2 separate regions of the Homo sapiens genome follow, and region 1 is linked to region 2. A link is a contact called in ENCODE Hi-C or POLR2A ChIA-PET data. All regions are on one chromosome and are shown on one strand. The core of a region is the stretch at or near the end of the contact, and the rest is flanking DNA. Distances in the headings are between cores, read along the strand shown.

Region 1 (5,220 bases), core at 1,928-4,427, 210 kb after region 2:
GCCTGTAATCCCAGCACTTTGGGAGGATGAGGCGGGTGGATCACATGAGATCAGGAGTTTGAGACCATCCTGGCCAACATGACAAAACCGTCTCCTCTAAAAATACCAAAATTAGCTGGGACTGGTGGCACGTTCCTTTAATCCCAGCTACTCGGGAGGTTGAGGCAGGAGAATTGCTTGAACCCAGGAGGCAGAGGTTGTAGTGAGCCAAGATCGTGCCACTGCACTCCAGCCTTGGTGACAGAGCAAGACTCTGTCTCAAAAAACAAACAAACACACAAAAACAAAAAAACAGAAAAAAACAGACTTGGAGACTGAGGCTCTGAGATGTGAAGTCACTTGCAGACAGGTCAGACAGCCAGGTCAGGTCAGACAGCCAGAAGCTGGGGAAGGCAGCGCTGGAGCTAGGTCTGTGTGACACCTCCTCCATCTATCCTGCCCCCTCTCTAGCATTTTAGGACCCAAAGGGACCTAAGAGAGTGCTCAGACAGCTGGCTGCGTTAGGAGCTACCTGTGGCTGCTGAAGAAGAGTTTGCGTCAATTTAAAGAAAGAGCCATTCAAGGAATGAGGACCATGACCTTGGCTGCACTGACCAGCTGGGCTCTGGAGACTCAGTGAGGCTGCCCAGCCACCAACAGGCCCTGCACAATAGATCCACGGACCCAGCAGTCAGAGGTGACCCTAGGGGTCACTGGCCCGTGGCTAAGGAGGAGGAGCACAGACCTGCGACCCCCTTTTCCCATGGACCACCCAGGGAGGCTGAGCGGGGACTCTGAGCTCAGATGGACAACCTCAGAGCCACTGGGAATTTGCCTGAGGCCACTGGGGCCAGGGTTAAATCCATATGAAGCAGCGCGGGCTGTGCACCTGCCATTTTCTAGGCTCTGTCACATGCATCTTTCTGCCAAATCTCATGGTGATCCTTCAAGAATAGTACTATTAATCTCCCCATTGACAGAGGGAGAAAGGGAGGCTCAGAGACGTTAAGTGTCTCACCAAAGCTCACACAGCTTCCAAGCAATAGAACTTTACTCAGTACTCAGTACAGGTTAACATTTATTCATTCACTCGATAACCATTTGCAGCACAGCTACCATATGCCAGGCAGTGTTCTAGGCACTTAGAATACATAGATGAGCAAAACAGGCAAAACCTTTCCCTCAGGGCGTTACCATTTGAGTGCCACCATGCCACGGCTGGTACAGTTGCTATTGAGACAAACAAAATAAGACCCAGTTTTTGCCTTTGGGGAGTAGGTAGTCTAGTGGAGGAGGCACATACACAGAAAATTCCAAAGTACTGTGGAAATCTCAGGGTACTTTGATAGGGATTACCAGAGGAGCTGTGAGAATAAAGGCTGGATATCAGGGAAGGCTTCCTGGAAGAGGTGTTGCCTGAAATGAGCCTGGAAGGATCACTTAGGGACAGAAAAGTCATTCCGTGTAGAATTCATGGTGAGTGACAGAGCCTAAACCCAGTCTCTTTTGCATGCTGAGCACTGAGACCCAGACGCTGGTGCTCAGACCTGATGACTTATTTTCCCAGGTACAGCTTGAGCAAAGACACAGAAGCAGAAGGCAGGTTTTTGGTTCCATGAACTCTACATCTGGCTACATACAAATGGTGAAGAGGAACAGGGAGAAACATGGTTGAAAAGAACAGGCTTGGACTTCAGGAAGCAGTAAAATGAGCGAATGCCATTTATGGTTACAAAGATAACTCAGCTGGGGGCCAAACAGAGACTGAAATGGAGTGGGTGAGGATGGAGGCCGGGAGGAGATGGCTGCAGAGGTCCCAGCAATGACAGTGGTTGTGGGAAGGGGCAACCCCAAGTCTTGTGCTCCCAACTGCAAATCCAGTGCTTTTTCTAAAAAAATATTTAAATAATTTATTTATTTTTGAGATGGAGTCTCGCTCTGTCACCCAGGCTGGAGTGCAGTGACACAATGTCGGCTCGTGCAACCTCTGCCCCCCGGGTTCAAGCGATTCTCCTGCCTCAGCCTCCCAAGTAGCTGGGATTACAGACGCACGCCTCCACGCCTGGCTAATTTTTTATATTTTTGGTAGAGATGGGGTTTCACCATGTTGCCCAGGCTGGTCTCGAACTCCTGACTTCAAGTGATCCACCCACCTCGGCCTCCCAAAGTACTAGGATGACAGGCGTGAGCCACTGTGCCCAGCCTTATTTTTTTTTTTAATTTATATTTTCAGAGGCAAACGATCCTTGCTCATTAAAAAAAGGAAATAGAAATTCAAAACAAAAATGCCTGTATCTGATGGGAAAGATGAGCCCAATGTTCTTTTTTAAAAAACCTTTATTATGAAATATTTCAACTGAACATATGCAGTTTATATTGTTATAAAGCATAACAAGCAATCAAACAGCTGTGAACCCACCACTCCATGTCAGAACTAGAACTTCCCAAAGCAGTCGGAGCTGAGGTGAGATCCACTCTGATGCCCTTCCCCAACTCCACGCCACCCCCCAAGACCTGACCACCTGATTACTCTGGGATTTCATTTTTGTCTCGTTCCCTTGCTTTGCTTTATGTCTTTACCAAATGTGAATGTGTGCCTAAACAATACAGTGCTCGATTTGCTTGTGTTTAAGCTTTATTACAAATATAACTTTGATCCTTCTGCTACTTGCAATTCTAAATTTGATATTACGAGTCTCAGCCTCATCGGCGTTGATGCGTGTGACCGACATTGATTCACTCTCACCAGTACGTGGTGTGTTCCGTTGCATGCATGCACCCCTGCTGGGGTATCCATTCTCCTGTTGGTGGACCTTTGGGTGGTATTAGTTGCTGGTCATCTCCATGGTGCTGTCCTCTTGCAGGTCTCCAGGACACATGTGCATGAGTTCCTCTAGGAAACCACGGTGTACAACTGCTGGGTTGCAGGCCCAGGGTTCTTTCCACTTCTCTATCCTCCCAAGTAGGGTCCAGCTGGCCTTAGTGCTGCCATGCTGAGAGCTCTGGGAGGGGCAACCCAGGGCAGACAGGCCCAGGCCAGCCACCCTGCCCCAGGCATTTCCCAGGACTCATCAGGCACCCAGCGGCCCCTCAGCAGTGAGCAATACCAGAAATCTGCCAGCTGGCTACTAACTGGGTCACAAGAGAGTACTGCTGTCTCACTCAGGGTGCGTTCCATTTCCTTCAGCACTTGCGCCAAGTAAGGCTGTGTTCACAGGCCACAAGACCCAAGGGAGATGGAAATCAGCTCACAGATGCTGAGCTGACTGCACACCAGGCAGTGTGCAAAGCACCTTACACATATAACTCACTTAATCCTCATCCCTGACTGCACGAGGTGGGCACTATTATTAACCCCACTTTACAGATAAGAAACTGAGGCGCAGGAAGTTGAAAATTTTGCCCAGACCAACACGTACAACTTCAAATCCAGACAGCCTGGCCGCTCTGCTCCTACTACTCTGCTACCCCATCTCTCAAGAGGGGAAAAGGACTAGCTCCTTGCCCAATCCTGAGGTTGTCAGCATTCTTTTACTGGCAAGGAAAACAAATGGAACTTCAATGAATATATGTAGAAAGAAAGACTTATTAGCTGACAAAAATCAATAGAGAAAAGACAGGTTAGAAGCAGATCTCAGGGCCCACTGGGTCCAGGGAGGCGAAAGCGCCCCTCCTTCTCCGTCTTCCTCCTCCACGTCTCTCTTTGTGCTGTTTTCATTCTTTCCTATTGCAAAAGGGCCTCCTCCCCTGGGCAGGTAGGTGGCTGCCTGCAACTCTCACCTCACCTTCTCACAGATCTGCCTATTTCTATTTTAAAATACAAACAAACCAAAAGCCAGAGAAGGTTCCTGACAGGCCCAGGAAAGGATGTGATTAGCTTAGTCTGGGCCACCTGCCCATTTTTTATGGACTAAATGTTTGTGTGTCTCCAAATTGGTATGTGGAAGCCCTACCCCCAGTGTGACAGTATTAGGAAGTGGGGCCTCTGAAAGGTCATTAGGTTTCAATGAGGTCATGAGGGTGGGGGGATCCATGATGGAATTAGTGCCGTTATAAGAAAAGGAAGAGACACCAGAGTTTTCTCTCCACCATGTGAGGTTACAGCAAGAAGGCAGCTGTCTGCAAGCCTGAAGAGAGCCCTTACCAGGAGCCAAATCTGCCAGCACCCTGATCTTGGACTTCCAGAACTGTGAGAAATAAATTCCTGTTCCTGAAGCCACTCAGTCCGTGGGATTCTATTAGCAGTCGGGACTGACTTGGACACTGTTCCTGGAGCAACGCTAGTGGCCTGGGGAAGCTGGGCCCTGGGACTGGTGCAGGGAGGGCCACAGTCCCAGCCTATAGCAGCTGAAGCTGCATTTGTCCCCAGGAAGAGGACATCACAGACACAACCCCAGAGGCAGTGGGAGGGGGCATGATTGATTGGGAGCAAGGCAACAGTCTAACAGGGCCCATCTGTGCCCAGGAGTGGGAGAAGCTCCTGGCCATGAAGAGAGCCCTCACCAGAGGCCAAACCTACTAGGACCTTGATCTTGGACTTCCAGCCTCCTCCCTGGAAACACGTGACAGCACATATGGGTGGTCTCCCTTCTTGAGCGAGGCCTGAGTCTTCACCCAGGATCCAACTAGACTGAAAAGAACTGTCTCCCTAACAGCACTCCATCAGCATTCAGAGAAAAGAGATTTCCACCTGGTGTTTTTAACCAACACAACCTCCTTCTACACCCTAACCCATAGAGGGCCCTGGGACCAGTATAAGAAGTGTGGGTGTTAAGCTGGGACTGCTAGAAGGAGCAGCAGCCCCATGGGAGCAGGGCAGGAGGGTCCCCTCTTGACCTGCTGACTGCAAACACTGCAGCCGGAGAGACACTCACTCAGGCCACGGTGGGGAGGCCCAGGGGAGGCACGTGTCCTCATTCTGCTAAGGCGATAGGGCTCGGGCACAGGACAGGCGATTTGACATCAGAAAATCCTGCAGGGGCTGGCCTGGCCTCTAGATGCACGTCCTCCCCTTCAGACCCACCCCACACTCACCCAGCCCTGGGCTCCGGCCACTCCATGGAGCCCGTGGCAAAGGCCTGATGTGTCCTCAGTGAATCCAGGTCAGAGAGCGGTCGAGCAGCAACTTGGGGAGCCAAGTGGATGAAAATCTGGACAAGAGAACAAAGCCAACCTGTTGGCCAAGGAAACTCAATCCGATTATACCCCAGAGCCCCCCGTGGCTGGGAGCAGCCGTGTGAC
Region 2 (4,976 bases), core at 786-3,285:
CAATTTCAGAGAATTTTCTCTCTCCTCCTTTTTAGTTTTGGTAGTAAGGATAATGGTAATGTGAGGGGGAAAAACAAGAAATTCACAATCCAGGCACATACAGTTGATAAATGAATCAACTGCATACAACATTCAGGTAGAAAGTCCATGCAGGAGTTTTGGGAAGTAATAATTCTGTGGCACAATTGTGAACTGTTCCCTCGTTCCTGTTGCTAAACTAAATGCAGAGAATCTTGGATATTTTTATGACAACTATGAATCAGGTGGCATTTCTTCCCCTCCCCCAAAGTCAGCAAATAACATCGTCATGGATTATATAACAAGATCAAGGAAAGCCTTAAGACCTTCATAGACAACAAAGGGCTTTTTTATTAAGCAGATATTTGGGCTGTTTTTGTAGCTGCCAGGAAATGAGACAGCAAGAGTCACCTCTATAGAATTTTATTATAGAAGGAAAACAGAAAAACCAAGTGACACTATTAAAGGTGCACAATACACTCTATTAATTTAGATGTGGCACATGAATGACATGTATCCCCATAAATATTGTGGGGCCCCTTCTCTTTTTTACAGTAGGAAGGTCCCTAATATTTATCATTGACAAACTGTGGACAAAGTCTGAAAATCTTACTACTTAATTGTCATTCTGATTTCATTTCTGAGTGGAGATTACTATTTTTGCCTGTCCAGATGGTAAAACATAAGCTTAAATTGTACACAAAACTTAATATGACAAAGCAAAACATTAAAGAAAAGTACTTGTTAATTTGTTACCTGATTGTTGCTTGTTTTCTTATTTATCTCTAAGTTTTTATCTACCACACATAGTTAAATCCCTGCCCTGAATGTATGTCAAACAATATTAAGTCATAATAACCATATTATAAGGGAACTTTACTACAACTGAAAAGAAAAAATTATGTATTAAAAAAATCTTTTAAATGTATGTTTAACCTTCTAATAACATTAAAAGTTTACTATTATAATACTTCCCCCATCTACTCGCCCACCGTTACCCTCACCTCTCACTCAGGTAACAAAGAATAAAACGATAACCGATTTTCATGGCCTCAAAATAGGATTCCTTGTGTTCAATGTTCAGGATTAAGATAAAGGGGCTGCTTAAGTAATTACGGACCCACATCATGGATGACATAAGACAAATTCCCCCTTTGTGGCAACTGCTTATTTGATTTTCAGACCAAATAAAAACAAGGGTTAAATATTCAATCACGAATGTGTGGCAGGTAGAGGGCAGAGGATCACTATTTTCGATTGACTAGTATGTGTTATGTAAGTAAACGGGGCAGATGAGGATCTGGCCCATGCACAAGATGCATTTAGTTTGAACTGAGTTGGTTTCCATTCAGAGGCTAGAGGGAGAAAGGCTTCAGTCCGATCCTATGACGATGTCGGCATTCACATACATCACATGATTTTCTTTCCTAGGCATTTCCCCTTACCCTCCCCGCCTTATAAAAACCCAAAGACAAAAACAACAGCAACCCCAAATCTGAAAGGGGGTAATCGCACTGCTCAAAATCCACACCTTTGTAAGCTCAACCTACACAGTACAGTGAGGAATCCAACAAATCCGGATCAAAAGTAAATCAGAAAGCAGGCAGTTGTTCAAAATTAAGAATAGGCCCTTCACTTTTCATACAAAAAAATCATGCCACACAATTTCGCCCTCTTCTTCCTCACAATAGAAGTTACCTCAACACAGAAGCCCAGGTCCCATCCTACAGCACAGCTAAGCCAAGGCAAGAGAAAGACTGTTTAGGATGTTCCATTTCCGCAGTCAAGAGAGGGAGAGTACAGGAGGAGAAGAAACACGCTTCATTCCTACATAGCCACACACACATTTAATTGTAGCCCAGTTTAAATTATACTCTTTGCTATTTAACGTCCTCCATTACTTATGAGGCTTTGAGAATTAAGGCAACTTTCTAATTCTTAGGAGACTTAAGTCACTCCCCTGTTACGCTACTTTGAATTACTTGGTATCATCCAAACCGAGCAAGAAAGAGCCAGCCTAGTTCAGGAAGGCTTCAGCCAGACACGCAGGCAGCTGCCGGCCGACTCTGAGTCTTAAAGACTTAATGATATTTAAAGATCCCTCAATTCGCCAGACACATTTGATACCACACACTAATAATTTACTTGGAAGGAGAAATTTGATTATAAATCCGAGTAAAATTAACTGGTTTGCGTTATCCATTTCTTCTTCTTTTTTATTTCTTTGAGATGGAGTTTCAGTCTTGTCGCCCAGGCTGGAGTGCAATGGCTTGATCTTGGCTCACTGCAACCTCCGCCTGCCAGGTTCAAGCGGTTCTCCTGCCTCAGCCTCCCAAGTAGCTGGGATTACAGGCGCCCGCTACCGCGCCCTGCTAATTTTTACATTTTTAGTAGAGACGGGTTTCACCATGTTGGCCAGGCTGGTCTTGAACTCCTGGTGATCCACCCACCTTGGCCTCCCAAAGCCCTGGGATTACAGGCGTGAGCCACCACGCCCAGCCTATCCACTTCTTCTTTATGGTACTTTGAATCTGCCCCATTAAATGTCCCTTAAAGGAAAATGTCCATCTAATCCTTTAAAAAGGTTGGAGGTTAGGGTACCAGTAATCTGTTCTTATTTTGCCACAGGCAAACCAATTTAAATAGAAAAAGGTTAAATACTGTAAGAAATTATATACTCTCCCCACCATTCCTACCTGAAATAAATCATTCTAATATTAAAGCAACAGAACCTATTTTAGTAGGACTTCCTTTCATTTTGAAAAAAAATTATTTATTCCCAAATTACTTCAAATTTATAACATATGAAATAAATAAGTGACAAAATTTAGCAACTCTCATAGCAGGTTTCCAGAGCTATTTCAGCCTGCACAGAGTCAGTATCTGTATAAAATACTTGTTCTAATGCCTCTCTACCAGTATACAACATGTGTTCTCTAAGTCAACTAAGTGACTGCAATTTGGAATATAGGAATATTAGTAAAATGGTGTATCGAAAGAAAAGTTAAGGTTTCCTATTATTTATTACATATTTTTAAGTAGCACTAAATTCTATCCCAACTGTAAAGATACAGAATTTAAATAATCCCCACAGCCACTCTCTTACAATGATATAAAAAAAACTTTTATAAAACTGATGAAACAAGCTTTGTGTACTAAACTTTCAACTTGAGTTTCATGATTTTCTTCTAGAAAGGTTATTATAAATTCTTTTGCTTAGCAACAAAGAAAAGAAGCACAGATGGAATCATCACTTGCCCACTCATTTAAGCATTTGTTTCAAACAAATTTACAGCAATGAAAAATAGTCAGGGAAGGGTCTCTAAATTTAACACGTAGATAAAGCAAGAAAAAATATGAAAGTGTTTTAAAATGCAAGGTCACAACACCTTTGGCAGTCAGGAATTAAATACATAGCATTTTTGGAGTAGATCCATAGCTCTTAAAATAAAGCGATGCATGAAACACGTGAGGCAGTGATGTATAACATGCTTCCACTACTTCCTCTACATATGCAATAGGTTTCCTGGGCACCATGGGGATATGTAAAAGACTGGCACTTTAAACAACTTGCATTTCTGAATGCAATCATTATTGCTTACATTCAAATTAAGTACTTGAAATGCCTGAAACTCAGAGGAATTGTGGTGGATATGTTGAGCCTTTCTTTCAAAAATCTGAAAGCAACATATATTCTACAACAATATGAAGAGAAAAAGACTCCATTTTCACACTATTCAAAGGAATAATATGATATCTAAGTCATAATTTCATATCTGAAGAACAACTATAATGTTTTGACAGTCTGTAGATTGCCTTTGTTCTCTCAATAATTTTGCTGTCTCATTTTGGCTTTCTAGTGAAATGAAGCAAATTGAATATTATATTGTTTTCATATATTGAATTTAAAATACTCAACCACTATCATGAAACTGTGGATTGTTATATTCTGTCTGACGTCTAATTTTTAAGCACTATTTTTGTCTCTTTATTCCCTTCACATACAGAAAAGAAAAAAAGGCTCCCTAATTTTCAGAGGTCTCTCTATACACTGAATATAATACTAACTCATGAATCTTTATTTCACTGTGTCCAACCTATGCTTCAGAAGGCTGAAAACAGATGTACTCGCATGTGGTTTTAATCTATTTCATGCTGCTCCATTTCTAAGTAACAAGTACCAATTTCATAAGCGAGAAAAAACATGCATAACAATAAGATACAATATTCCCCAAATAATCATCTAGGCATCTACAGCAATAAAATAGTTTTCTGTCCAGGTGAAGAAAAACTTGATAAGCCTAATAATATTGTAGCAATGCACAAGCTGCCACCTGGGAGATCAAAATTCAAAATCAGCCTGTAGCTCAGGCTCTAAGCTTATGAGACTGAGTGTGCAGCAAAGAAAATGAATTCGGTCTCTGGGGAAGAGCTTCTGAGGATTGTCACTGGTGTTGGTTATGGAGAAGGCAATACACAATTTCGCGGATAAAAATAACATCCAGACTTGCCAGCTGACCAGAGAAAGGACAGGGAGATAAGGAATGAGGAGAACCCTTTCCCCACCGCACAAAGAGCTAAATCCCTGTACATAGAAAAAATCATAGTAGCCTCAAAATTCTTAGAAAAGCAATTAAAAATAAGTTATAAAAAAACCTAATACGAATTATGAAAGCTATGTACTCCTTTGAACATTTGTTTAAAAAAAAATAAGTTTTCCAACAAACCAGTTGGAATCAATAACACATTCATAAAGAAATTCAAAAACTGTACTTGAACGTTCCTAGGACTATTAAGCATTTTGTTGATAGTAAAAATAAAGTTTTTTAACCGCATTACAGTAAGGGAATTTTTTTGTTCCAAAATGAAAAATACAAATTAAGTTTTCTAGCTCTTTTGAAAATTTAAGTTAATAATAGCCACACCAATAGATTCAACTGGTAGTTCCCGTAGCAATT

Evidence for each region. A loop is a pair of places that touch in the nucleus more often than their neighbours do. ChIA-PET counts read pairs that join two places held with the same protein, here RNA polymerase II (POLR2A). Pooled maps may share reads with other maps.
Region 1: a map of naive thymus-derived CD4-positive, alpha-beta T cell shows a loop between it and region 2 (1.8-fold over the local background). The contact joins two enhancer-like sites. A Hi-C loop is called at or near these places in 3 of 168 maps with a recorded cell type or tissue (CD4-positive, alpha-beta memory T cell, OCI-LY7 and naive thymus-derived CD4-positive, alpha-beta T cell), 2 of 37 single-sample maps with no recorded cell type and 6 of 50 pooled maps. POLR2A ChIA-PET finds 5 or more read pairs at or near these places in 1 of 52 experiments (OCI-LY7).

The regions. Positions count from the first base shown.
Region 1 is chr5:173,705,499-173,710,718 of GRCh38, reverse strand. It overlaps LINC01484 (long intergenic non-protein coding RNA 1484), which reads left to right. Exons shown (of 3, transcript NR_108027.1): 3 at 2,844-3,120. It overlaps LOC107984118 (a long non-coding RNA gene), which reads left to right. Exons shown (of 2, transcript XR_007059059.1): 2 at 451-2,646. LINC01942 (long intergenic non-protein coding RNA 1942) reads right to left here. Exons shown (of 3, transcript NR_146727.1): 3 at 4,870-5,129. Among named protein-coding and RNA genes, the nearest start is that of LINC01942, 19 kb to the right of the region's middle. RefSeq lists an enhancer at 2,994-3,494. Within about 2 kb of position 3,177, at least 11 of the 41 ENCODE cell types and tissues checked have a DNase peak (open chromatin) inside an H3K27ac peak, as active enhancers do; they include OCI-LY7, where a contact is called at or near this core.
Region 2 is chr5:173,914,995-173,919,970 of GRCh38, reverse strand. The region is part of intron 2 of CPEB4 (cytoplasmic polyadenylation element binding protein 4); the gene reads right to left. Among named protein-coding and RNA genes, the nearest start is that of CPEB4, 29 kb to the right of the region's middle. RefSeq lists an enhancer at 1,709-1,968. Within about 2 kb of position 2,035, at least 39 of the 41 ENCODE cell types and tissues checked have a DNase peak (open chromatin) inside an H3K27ac peak, as active enhancers do; they include OCI-LY7, where a contact is called at or near this core.